Linked DNA regions of Mus musculus: region 2 is linked to region 1. The links are chromatin loops, found by intact Hi-C in ENCODE. Cell type or tissue: gastrocnemius. All regions are shown on one strand. Links, peaks and the distances in the headings refer to the core of each region. The heading gives the core; the rest is flanking DNA.

What was found. Hi-C counts contacts between places; a loop is a spot of excess contacts. Peaks named below come from ENCODE experiments on the same cell type or tissue, not always from the same donor. Only the 100,000 strongest peaks of a DNase experiment are listed, where the experiment ranks them.
Region 2: a loop joins it to region 1, with 2.1 times the contacts of the local background. A loop is called at or near these places in 1 of 42 quality-filtered maps.

What each region holds. Positions count from the first base shown.
Region 1 is chr1:37,199,417-37,205,935 of GRCm38, reverse strand. No RefSeq gene overlaps it. Among named protein-coding and RNA genes, the nearest start is that of Cnga3, 17 kb to the left of the region's middle. In gastrocnemius, for the core only: no CTCF peak of the experiment used is centred there; no DNase peak of the experiment used is centred there.
Region 2 is chr1:37,139,997-37,146,515 of GRCm38, reverse strand. It overlaps Vwa3b (von Willebrand factor A domain containing 3B), which reads right to left. Exons shown (of 28, transcript NM_001370828.1): 17 at 5,312-5,425; 18 at 3,700-3,787; 19 at 3,449-3,605. All of the region lies in intron 1 of Gm37020 (a long non-coding RNA gene), which reads left to right. Among named protein-coding and RNA genes, the nearest start is that of Gm37020, 6.8 kb to the left of the region's middle. In gastrocnemius, for the core only: no CTCF peak of the experiment used is centred there; a DNase peak (open chromatin) is centred at 3,548.

The DNA of each region.
Region 1 (6,519 bases), core at 928-5,927:
GCCCGTTCCTGCCAATTCATTCTTGGAGCCTGGAACCAGCTGCAGGTGATGACATGCAGAAAGGGTGAGGCCTCAGGAATAGCTAGGCGGCCTCCCAGCAGGTAGCAGTATCTTGAAGAGGAACAGTGACAATGGCTGAACTATAGAGTGATCTAGGGAGGAAGGCTCCATCCTAGGTAATCTCCTTAGTGGTAGCAAGGTCAAGGTCTGGCTCAGCCAGCTTCAGGCTGAGGGAAGGTTACACATATACAGACAAGCAGGCACACCACATCACTAAAAATAAACTTTAGAAAGAGTCAATAGTTTTCCATGTATTCAGGCCACTGGAGGAGAAAAATATTCGTCAATCTTACCCCACCTGTGAACCCTACAAACCTCATAAATAACCAGCCTGGCAAGACAAGTCTACCATTGCAATAATGCCCTTCAAGTAACCAACCACTTTGTTATTGGATTTAAGGTCTTCTCCACAACACGAAACCCGTGTGTGACACCATTATTAGGCCAGGAACCTGTGGCTAGACAGGTGGTAGGCCCAGGGGTAGAACCTATCACTATTGCTCTGACAAATGGACATACCATTAAACTGATTCCTAATAGATCAGGGCATCTCTCAACTCCAGTCAGAAAAGTGTCTTTTTCTAGTGAATGATGATCAACATAGAGACTGACAATTGGTCAAGGTACAGATAATGAGACTGTAGAATGCTCAGCCCTAAGTGGGACATCACCGGTGCCACACCCCAAGGTTGAGGGGTCATTGAGGGGGGAGGGGGCAGAAAGACTGTAAGGGTCAGTGACGGTGGGTGACTATGAGCTAATGGTTTTCTGGACACAACAGGGCAGCTGTACAGGAATTGTGCAAGCTCCAGCCAGACAAGATCCCAGTATGAGAGGGCAGGTTAACCAGAAGTCTCCATTCCTAGCTGAGGAGCTATCGTCTACTGGTGGCTACTGGGAACAGGGGAGTCAGTTTTGTTGAAGGGTAGGTCCCTAGGGGGGTTCACCATTCTCTGTTGGATGTCCATGAACTCAGGAGATGGCACAGATTGGACTTTATGGGCTAATAAAGAAGACACCAGTTGGGTCAGTAAGCAAGGGAGAATGTATCTGGAGGGAGTTGGAGGAGGAGTGAACATGGTCAAAATACATTGAAATTCTTTTTTTTGGTTTTTCAAGACAGGGTTTCTCTGTATAGCCACCACTGCCCGGCTATACATTGAAATTCTTTTTTTTTTTTTTTTTTTTTTTTTGAGACAGGGTTTCTCTGTGTAGCCCTGGCTGTCCTGGAACTCACTTTGTAGGCCAGGCTGGCCTCGAACTCAGAAATCCACCTGCCTCTGCCTCCCAAATGCTGGGATTAAAGGCGTGTGCCACCACCGCCCGGCTTACATTGAAATTCTTAAAGAATGAATAACAATAAACTAAAATGAAAAACATTAAGCATTTTTGAAAGACTGGAGAAAGAGCTGAGCACTGAAATATAGGATGAAATTTTAAAGTGGCAGGTTTTTCTAACCCAGCTAGCTCCTTTGGCAACTCCTCCTCATGCCTGACCTCATTGCAATCTCCTTCTTCCTGGACCCTCACCTGCCCCTTGGCCAACTTCTTCTTCCTAGCTCTTCTGCCCAAGACCCCTGGCTGGGATCAAAAGTCCAGCTTTCTATCTCCTCTGCCCAGACATTGGCTGTTCAGCCTTTTATTAACCAATCAGATATATATATGTGTGTGTGTGTGTGTGTGTGTGTGTGTGTGTGTGTGTGTGTATCCCTTCTTTTCATTTAATTTTTTTTTTACATTCCAGATTTTACTCCCCTCCTGGTCCACCCTCCGGACTGTTCCACATCCCATACCTCCTCCCTGCCTCCCTGTCTCCACGAGGATGTCCCCACCCCTCCACCTCCCACCCCACCAGACCTCTAAACTCCCTGGGGCCTCCAGTCTCTTGAGGGTTAGGTGCATCATCTCTGACTGTACCCAGACCTGGCAGTCCTCTGTTGTATATGTGTTGGGGGCCTCATATCAGCTGGTGTGTGCTGCCTGATTGGTGGTCCAGTGTTTGAGAGATCTCGGGGCATCCGGGTTAGCTGAGACTGCTGGTCCTCCTACAGGGTCACCCTCCTCCTCAGCTTCTTCCAGCCTTCCCTTAATTCAACCACAGGGGTCAGCAGCTTCTGTCCATTTGTTTGGGTGCAAATATCTACATCTTACTCTTTCAGCTGCTTGTTGGGACTTTCGAAGGGCAGTCGTGATAGGTCCCTTTTTTGTGAGCACCTCAGCAATAGTGTCAGGCCTTGGGGCCTCCCATTGAGCTGGATCCTACTTTGGGCTTGTCACTGGACCTTCTTTTCCTCAGGCTACTCTCCATTTCCATCCCTGCAGTTCATGCACATCCTTTTGGGTCTGAGTTATCTCACTCAGGATGATATTTTCCAGTTCCATCCATTTGTCTGCAAAACTCAGGATGTCCTCATTCTTAATAGCTCAGTCCTATTCCATTGTGTAAATGAACCATATCTTCTGTATCCATTTTCCTGTCATGGGGAGATTCTTTGATATTCATGCCAAAGCTGGTTCTGGACTGTAGCTAGATCCCAGGGCATGGAAATCGGCATCTGAATACACAGAGCACAAAACAACCCCCAACACTGAAATGCAAGTGTTTGTTGCTTTTTTCTTTTGACTTCAGACATAATTGGACCCACATGACTGGCTGCTCCAAGCTCCAGCTGCAGTGACTTCACCATGAGAGACTACATATACTTTGGACCATGAGCCAAAATAAAACCTTTCCTCATTATGAAAATAAGCTTTTAAATGCATATACAAACAAACAATCCCAGAATCCTTCCATAGGACACAAAAAGTTTAATATACCAAAACAATGAACTGTACTTTCATCAAATTAAAAAAATAATCTCTCCCTGCCAAAGGATACCATGGGGTAAATGAAGAGGATGTCCTATTAAATATATAGCAAGTACTCTATAGAGTTATATCGAATATGGTATGTGAACAAATAAATGAGATACTCCAGATCAGAGGACAATGACCCCCCCTCCCCCCACAAGTGTTGCAACTTTTTTTTCTTGCCATAAAGGATGTTGTCAGACAACTGGTGAGTTTGGAACAAGGTCCACTGATTGTAAAATCCTGGTAATGTTAATGGACTGTTTTTGATCACATACTATGAGATAATACAGATAAAAGAATATAATTGTAACTTTAATTTTTTCAAATCCTATTTTTAATGATGGTTCTTAAACACTTTAACCTTCCTTCTAGCCTGCCACCGCCAGAGGTAGTAGAAAAGAAAGGATACATGGGAAGTGGACCTGTTTAGCAAGGTTCTTTGGATCAACTCCCAGCTGGCTGTGTTGTCTGGAAATCAGCAGTTCAGTTCTCAGGTCAGCAGGCAGTGGCAGCTCGAAACACTCACAAACACTTCACAGATACACCAGCAGTCTAGTTCAGTAGAGTCGGGATAACAACAGAGTTGACACGACCTTGTAGAGACAGCCAGACCTCAACCTCAACTCGAGTCAGCAGGAGGGACCAGGAGGAACACCAGGAGAAGTTCTAGGCTGTGCCTCTCTCAGGGAAGTGAAGATCAGAAAATATTTGAGACCCACAAGCGTTGCACAGGTAGCTTGTTCCAGCAAGCCAAGCTCTGTCTCCATCACTGTCTGTCAGTCCTATTTATACCCTCCAAACAGGCGCCTTGTCTTAGCACGTGCGTCTGTCTCAGCTGACATCAACTTGCCAATCAGCTCAAGTCCTTGGAAGAGACAACAAACCGCCGACGGTTTTTGGTGCATTTCTCTCTATGGAGTCCCTACAAATGCAGCTCAACTACACAATGTAAGGCAGACCAATACATGCATGTCATTAGCAAAGGAGCCTTCATCACGTGTTCTTTCACATGCTTGCTTTAGCAGAACATCCTCTCTCCTGTGTCTGCTTCAGCAAAACGTTCCTTCACCAGTCTGCCTTAGCCTTTGACATCTGTGTCCATTTTAACAAAAAGTCCCTTCACATGTTTACCCCAGCAAAACACCATCCAACCGGCCTTCCAAAGAACCCTTACGTTTCCACTTAATATAATCTCTATCATTTAGTCTGAAATGGTTTGGAGAAAATGTTGCGCTGTGAATGGTGGCACATTTGTAATCTCAGAGCATGGGAGGTTGACGAGGGCAGATTGCTACAAGTTCAAAGCCAGTCTGGGCCACATAGCAAGAACCTCATCTCAAAAAGCAAACAAACAGAATGACATGGAGTAATACAGAAGAGACAGGAATGGAGACAATGTGGTAACACTTAGGTCGAGGTGTTGAAATGGTAACATTCATGGGTTATGAGGAAAGGCAATGTGGAAATCCTTTAAACTGTTTTGCAATTTTTCTGAAAGTTTTGAGTTATTTAAGAGGACTGTTATAAAAGGGAATGCATAGATAAGCTCCAGCCACAGATAAAATAGTCACACATCTGACAAAGGATTCATTTTTTAAAGTGCATAAAAATATCGTGTGCTGATAACAAGAAAACTCTGCTCTGTCAACAAGCAGGGATACTGTTTGAACAAAGACATCTTGTCAAGGAAGATACAAGGGATGGGCAATCTACCAGTAGAAAATACTCATTAGTGTCAAAGTCCTAATAAGAAGGGTGAAATACAAACTAACATTATAGTGAGTTACTAGAGTGACTACAGTGTCCACAAAGTGGCAGATCCAGGTCTCGGAAGCTACATGGAGTTAAAGTCACATTAGGGTTGGTAGTACAACAGGGTACAGTTGGAAGCAAGCAACTCCTTTCTTTTTCTTAATATTTTAGTCGGCATGCAAAATGATGCACATCAGTACAACATTCCTACATGCCTCTCATTTTAATTGTTATTTACTCCTCTCCTCATAGCTCTCCCGTGCCTCTCCCAGTCTCTTCCTGGCCCTTTCCCTTCCCCCTGATTGTCCCTTCTGCTTTTATACCACACAGATCTTATCACCCTTTCTTTGTCCTTCCTCCTGGCCCTGACCTCATCTTCCTCCCTTTTAAATCCTCTTTATACCTCCATGTGGGAAGCCAACTCCAAGATGGTGCCGTTTCCGGTTGCCGTTGTCATAAACAACACCACCGTGCAGGCGACAATTCAAATTTGGCGCCAACCCCTCCCGAGCGGGTGCATGCAAATTGGGTGCTGGCAGACTGACCAATCCCAGGGGGCCACAGAGCCTTTTCTTGTTCTGGGGTGCATATAAGCAGGGCTCCCTGGGCGCCCGGGGTCCCCGTAGAAGCATCGAGGCATTCCTGCAATAAAGGCTGTTGAGAAGAATCTGACTGTGTCGTGTCGTTCTTGCTGGTCAAGAGCAGACGCGACACTTCCATGCTATTTATAATATGTATTTCACATATGTATAATGCCTATTTTAATTTTCAGACTATTTTTATTTACTCTTTGGCAATTTCACACATTTATGCATTTTGTCCCGGTGCAGGCTCTCGGCTTCACCTCATTTTCCCCAGACACCCCTCAATAAGTCTTTCTCTAACCTTAGTGTTCTTTTGTTTGCTCATTTGTGTGGTTGGTTTTGTTTATTTGTAACCCACTTAGTTCAATGACTGCTGCCTGCTAGTATGCTGACTGGTCTCTCCGATGGGCTTGAACTTGCACAGCGATCCTCGCTGCTGAGGCTTCCTGAGTACAGCAGCCGTGCCATGTGCAGAAGACATCGTCTCACCGCTCTCCTTCCTGCCCTCCAGCTCTTACAATCTCTCTGCTCCTTGTCCACCATATTCTCTGAGGCTGGAGGTGGGTATGATATAGATGTATTTAGGACTTGAGAGGACAACATAAACCCCACTTGTCTACATGTAAGGACCAGACCTGATTTTGGAAAGAAGGCCATAAGACACCAGCTCCAGGAACAGACCATAAAATCCAGAAAGGCCATAGCCCCCCTCCCAAAGAACAGCCCGTGGATAACCACAAAAAATGGGGAAATATCTTACCTCAGGATGGGCCATCTGGACTGGGCAGTCCTAGCTCATGCTATGGTTAAACATGCATGACATAGGAATGCAAATCACTAACCACCTGTGACTCCCTAGTACCTACTAATGAAATTTTAATTACCTATTCCTTCTAGAGAGTTCTCCTGGTTCTCTATAAGAAGGCCTGTGCGCCTTTGTCTGGGGTCACCATTTCAAAAAATGGTTGATCCCCGCATGCTGGATGTTTCTGCAGAATAAATACTCTTTGTCTTTGCATAGTGTCTGAGTCTGGGGTCTTCCTCCAGTGATCTCTGGACCCTTACAGGCTGAACACACAAGAGTCATGCATTCTCTGCACTTGGACCGGCTCTGGATCTTTCTGTTTCCCACTGCAGAAAGAGCTTCTCTGGTCAAGACTGACCACTAACCTATTTGTATAAACATAAGTATTTGGAGACAATTGGGCATCATGTGTATGCACTTTCAAATGTTCATGATAAAAACAAACAAATAAACAAACAAACATGT
Region 2 (6,519 bases), core at 649-5,648, 59 kb after region 1:
ATGGCTTTTGTGGAAAAGAGCAGAGAAGCTCCCTTAAAAGTTTAAAAACTTATGTCTTTGTAGAGTGAAATTAGTCTATTAATACTAAGAGATATTAAAGAGAGATGACTGTTGGTTCCTGATACATTTGGTTTTGTAGGTGGCTTTATATGTTTGTGGCTCTCTGCTTTTGACTTTGTTTTGAGATGCTTAATATCTTGTCCTTTCTTTGGTGCAGATAAAAAAATAAATAAATAAAAGTTAAAAAAAAAAAAGCCGGTGTAACTTACAGATTTTTCTCTCTGCTTTGTGCTTACAGTAAAGGGTGTGAACTTGGCTTCCTGCCCTGGCCATGTCTGCTGTCTGCGGCTTGTGGCCACGCCTCTCCACCCTGATAGACATGAATCCCTCTGGAGCCATAAGCTAGAATTCCCTCTTCCTTCAGTTGCTTTAGTCATGACCTCTACCAGCCACAGAAAAGTAACTGACATGGAGCGCACATGTTAGAACATGTGATTTCTGTGTTCCTAAACCTGGGTCATTTCACTTAGTATAATACTTCCCAGATCCACACATCTCCCCACAGGTTTCATAACCTTTTTTTTTCTTTAATGGGTAATACACCATTTATTATACATACTACATAATATATTTTCATTATCCACTTATCTATCGAATGACATCTAGGCAGGTTCCATTTCCTGGATTTTGTGAAGTCAGCAGCCATGAGCATGGACCCACAGACATCTCTGCCGTACGATAGGAAGTCCATGGGGTAGAGTATTTGGATCAGATCATAGTTTCTAATTTTCTTGAGCAAATGCTTCCATAATAGCTGTGTTAGACCTCTCCTCCCCCCAGCGGTGGTTCAGGGCCCCCTCCTTCCTCACATCCTCCACACATTCGTGGTCATTTCTTGTGAGCCATTCTGACTGGGGTGAGACAGGACTATCCAAGTGGTTTAAATTAGCATTTCCTTCATGGCTAAGGATGTCGAGGGCTTTAAAAAAAAATTCTTGCCAGAATGGTCTGTTCATTTCATTTCCACATTTCTCATTAGGTAGTTTCTCATTGAATTCTTTAATTCTTTTGGTTCTTTATATATGGTAGACATCAACCTCCTGTCTGAAGTACAGCTAGCAAAGATTTTTCTCCCCTCCTGTGGGTTGTGTGTTTGCACCTGGGACATTTTCTTTGCTGCAGAGAAACATTTTAATCTTATGCCATCCCGTCTGTTGGTTCTCGGGCCAGTTTCCTTTGCTACTGGGGGTTTGTCCGGGGCACTCTTGACTGTGCCTGTGACTTGAAATGTATCCCCTGGTTTCCTCTAGCAGTCTTGGCGTTTCACGTTTTAAGCTTTGACCCACTTTGAATTGAAGTTTCTCCATAGGGAGAGTTGTTGGTCTAATTTCATTCTCCGTGGGGCATACCCAGTTTTGTCAAGTCTATCGGTTGAATAGCAGCCTTGCTTCCGCTGTGTGCTTTTGACACCGAGTCTTAAGGATCATTCTAAACCCTTTGTTCTCTCTGCCTCATACCATTTGGCCCAGCCAACATGACTTCACACCAGCCTCCACTGATGTCCAGTGTTCCCACAGGGCCCTTGCAGTCCAGACTTGCCTCCTGACTCTTGGGCGCTCAGTATCACATCTCTACACTGTCCTTTACCTGTCGCCAAAATGCTGAGCTTTCTCCAGGGGAAAAAAGCTTCTCTCGTTTTCTTCAAGACAAAGTTGGAAGTCCTTAATTAACACATACGTAGAGGCCAGAGGACGAACTTGCAGGGGTAACTAACTTTCCCATCCTATTCAAGTCAGACTTGGTGGCGGAAGCCTTGATCCACCCAGCCATCTCCCTGGCCCTTGATTTTTTTTTTTTTTTAACCTTTCCAATTTGATGGGGAGAGGGGTATCCGATTAGTTTTCAGCTTGGATTTGTCCTACCGCATGTATCTGGTTGCCCCTAAAGTTAAATATTTTTGTGTGTCTCTTCAGCTTTCTCTCCAGATTTTTCAGTGGCGTATTTATCATGTTCATGTCCTGCCGTGGTGAGAAGGCATGTATGCGTGTACACAGGCTGAACGTTAGGACTGGCACGTACCGAATCACACGTGCCCATTAATGATGTAACTCTTATGGCCTCTCTCCATTGTATATGTACAATGTTTTCTTATAACTGTTTCTACTTTATATGCTTTTATGCAGAATACTGTATGTATTAGTTTTTTGAGAACTTTATAAATGTTGGTAGTACGCATGCCTTTCCTCTATATCCTTCCCAGATCAACCCTCCCTTCCCTCCCTGCCCATCACTGTACCCTAACGTTTTTAAAGTCCACTGAGTCTAACTGCATTGCTCACATAATCTGGAGCGTGGGGCCATTCACCGGCGCTTGTCCTACCTACTGGAGGCCATACCTTAAAGAAGTAACACTCCCTCTCCCAGAGGCTATTAAGTGCCAATAGCGCCTCAGCTAGTGGTGGGATCTCATGCCAGCCTCCCCTGTGCATGCTGGGCTTTGGTGTGGCCTGAGCTTGCATGGGTCATGTACAGGGCTGTCACAGCCACTGTCGATCCAGATTTCTCCCTTCCAAAACACTGCGGCTCCTTCTTAGTACAATTGATCCTCATGGTAGAGGTACTGGCTATTGAACATACTACCATACCACAGCTGCCAATACCAAATTTCTCAGGTGCTTACGACCCTGATGTAAAACGGAGGGGTTTTCTGCATATAGCCTCCCACATCCTCCTCTGTTCCCTAAATTACCAACTATTCACAACACCCGCTACACTGTAAGTGCTACCTAAATACCTGTTTTACTGCATTGGTTAGGCAGTAACAGGGAGATGGACACGCTCAACACAGAGGCGACTTTTGATCTAAGATTGGTTGGAGCCGTAGATAAAGAGCTCACAGACCCAAGGGCCGACTGGGCCTAACTATACTTACATGGCCTTGGACACATATACCTTACCACAAACACTCATACTGAAGGATTTTTTTCTTCTCTAGGAAAGTTTCTTCTCTACCTCAGATTTATCACCTCCTCCCTTCCCCCCGCTTCTTGCCTGTGGTGGCTTTCATAATAGAGAAAAAAAAATGTCATTCAACTTGGGAAAAGAAAGGGCCTCGTCTCTTCAGCCAAGCCTTCCTGTCCTCGGTCTCTCTGACCCTGAATGTTCATTCATAACTCCTACCAGAGAGTTTTCAGCATCTCTGTAGACCCACCTGTTTCTTCCAGCTCAGTGACGGCCAGTTCCTCCCACCCTAGAAGGAGAAGTCTTTAGAATCCCCACCTCTCCTCTCTCTCATTCACATGCAACTTCCGTTAAAACATCTCTGCTACAGCTGCTCAAGACATCAAAGCAGGCTACTTTTTAAATTTAAGCAGAAAACAAAACACAAAACAAACAAACAAACAAAAAAAAAACTCTTCAAACACAGGCACACAGGCAATCACGTTACCTCATCAAAGACCTTGGAGACAACATTCTTATTCAGGATGGGGACATAGGTGGAGCTGTGGGGTACCATGGCTCCAGCCAAGGCATCTGCGATGGTGAGTTTCTTGGCCACCAGGCCATGAGTTTGGAGCCAGGTTTTGGAGGACGTGTCTGAAGAGCTAAGAACACAGACTATAGAGTTTAAAAATGTGCAACTTAGTCGCTCGTAAACAAAACCAGAACAGACAGTCCTCCTTAGATTAAAGCACTCACGTGTGGCCACTAACTTGGCTTCCATTTCCACTGGCGCTTTCTGACAATTTGTCATCTAGACACTTGTTCGTCAGCAGGACGCTCATTTCTGTGGAAGGAAGTGGAATCTGTCTACTGGGGCCGACATCAAGGACGCCTCACATTCATTCAGGTAGAGAGATAACGGCAGCCCGCTTCTGAGGCCATAGCTTAGCCTATCGGAGTAGGCTCTCGGGCAGAATGCATTAGCAGCATCCACTGCAGTCGCAGGCACGGGTGACACTGCCCTGCCTTACCTCCCATGAAGAAAGCATCTCTCTATGGGAAAATTCGCTCATAGGTCTTCTCCAGACCCACATTTAAACCACGTGGCAAGACTATGATGCTCCAGTGATCGCTCAGTATTAGGCTCCCTCACAACTGTTAGAGGAGCAACTTGATCAATGTTTTTTTATTTGGACACTTCTGTTTCACGGTTCTTCCACTTAGAATGGGAAACCAAAGGCTGTTAGATTCTGTTGAATCATTAAGTTCAAATGTTGAAATTAGTATTGGGGACTTTAAATGTATATCCTTATATAAACTTGAATTTCTAAACGGAAAGGACTCTTCCTTCACTGAATTAGCAGCAGCTCAAAGAAAAGAAGTTCAGGTGTGAGTTGGTTAAATGCTTGAGAAACCGTGTTACGTTAATCATGTCCCATAAAGAGCGGACTGCATGTAGCTGGCTGAGAACATGCAAGCTAGCAGACTGCCTGCAGCTGGCTGAGAACATGCAAGCTAGCAGACTGCCTGCAGCCGGCTGAGAACATGCAAGCTAGCAGACTGCCTGCAGCTGGCTGAGAACATGCAAGCTAGCAGGCTGCATGCAGCCGGCTAAGAACATGCAAGCTAGCGGACTGCATGCAGCCGGCTGAGAACATGCAAGCTAGCGGACTGCATGCAGCCGGCTGAGAACATGCAAGCAAGTTGGGAAGGTTTCCCATACAGCAGCGCTGCAGCAGAGTGTGGTTATTCTATGACTAGTTAACACAGGCAGACATTTGTCATTTAGGCACTGCCTACTTCGGAGAGGCCTGTGTGCTGTGCTTAGGATTTAGTAACTTAGGATTTATTTGGAATGTATCGATCACACTATAGGGAGCAACCTATCCCATTTATTATTTTAAGAAGAATCATCTTCTAACCAGTCACTGAGTGAGCAAGTTATACCTTCCTCACTCTTAGCCTTAAAACTCTGACAGTTGGAACCAGAAAGAGGCTGACTGGGTGGCATCCTCTATAAATACAAGGATAGAAATGACCCTACTATGAGGTGTGAGAGCTTCTAGTTCAAAGCACAAGTAGTAGTGGATGTCACTCCTGACACTATGACAGTGCACCCCGAGTCTGCCTGACACCCAGATATAAGTAGCACAAATCTAGCCCTAAGAAAACCCAGGGCAGTAGGGTTAGGTTTGCCTGATTTACCAGGGAGCCTCTGAGGGAGAAATCTGCAACATTTCAAGGGTGACCTTTTATTTTTATTATTTTCTTAACTCCCTCAAGCATATTTCACCCAGGTCTGCCAGGCATAGACCAGTGGGCAAAAAGATGAATGGGGCTTCCAGGGTAGGAGGCCTGGCGCGCTTGCCTCTGTTGCTGAGAGCTGAGGTGTGGCTCCTGGAGCTGGAGTTGGAGCTGTCTTTGTTGCTGCTGCTCTTGAAGTTGGAGATGTGGCTTCTGAGGAGGCTCGTTTTGGTTGATTCTGTTGATACCACAGAGAGAGGGTTATGGGAGTTAGAGATGGATGGAGAACTGCTTTGTTAAGTCAATGTAACGTTAGACTGGAGACTAATAGCTCAGTCAAGAAGGTGCTTGCGGTGGGAGCCTGAGTTTCATCCTTGGAAAGCAACTGAAAGCAAAAAGCCAGAGCATGCTTGAAATCCTATCACTGTGTGTGGGTGGGGGAGCACTTCCCTGGGGCTTGCTAATTCCCCAGTCTAGCCTGTTGGAAGGGCCAGGCCACTGAAAGACCCTGTCTCAAAACAAAACAAAACAAAACAAACAAGGTAAAACATCCTAACTCCTCCATAGGCACACACCGTGTACACACATACACACATGCATGCATGAATGCATGCATGTACATACACTATCTCCTCCATAAGTACACACTGTGTACATACACGAATACCTTATCTCCTCTATAAGTACACACACCATGTACACATACATACATGCATGAGCGCACACACACACACACGTATATACACTCACATGCACACCCTAAATCTTTCATAACTATACACAGCATGTACATACACACACAGAGACACATATGCACACACACATAAATGTACAAAATAATTAGCCACTGGGGTGATAGATTGCAGTCATACGCTGAAACCAAATAGGCAATATTTAAGATGTTGCCTTAGTTAGCTTTAACTGACAACTTGACACAGCCTAGAGTCACCTGGGAAGAAAGTCTCAGCTGAGGGACTGCTCAGATCAGATTAGCCTGTGGGGATGGTCTTGATTGCTAGTTGATGTGAGGAGACCTAGCTCACCGTGGGTGGCACTATTCCTTATGCAGGTGGTCCTGGGCTGTATGAGAAGGCTAGTTAACCACGGGCCTGGTAAAGCAGCAGGCATTTCTTCCATGGATTTTCTTCAAGTTCCTGTAAGAATTCCTGTGAAGGGGATGGTTTTATTCTGTTTTCTTGGTTTGGGGGGCTTTCGTTGTTGGATTGTGATTTTGTTCATTGAAAAAGAACTCAATGGGTGAGTAAAGAGGGGGAGAGGATCTAGGAGGACTTGGGGGCGGGGAAGAATATGACCAAAATATATTTAAATTTA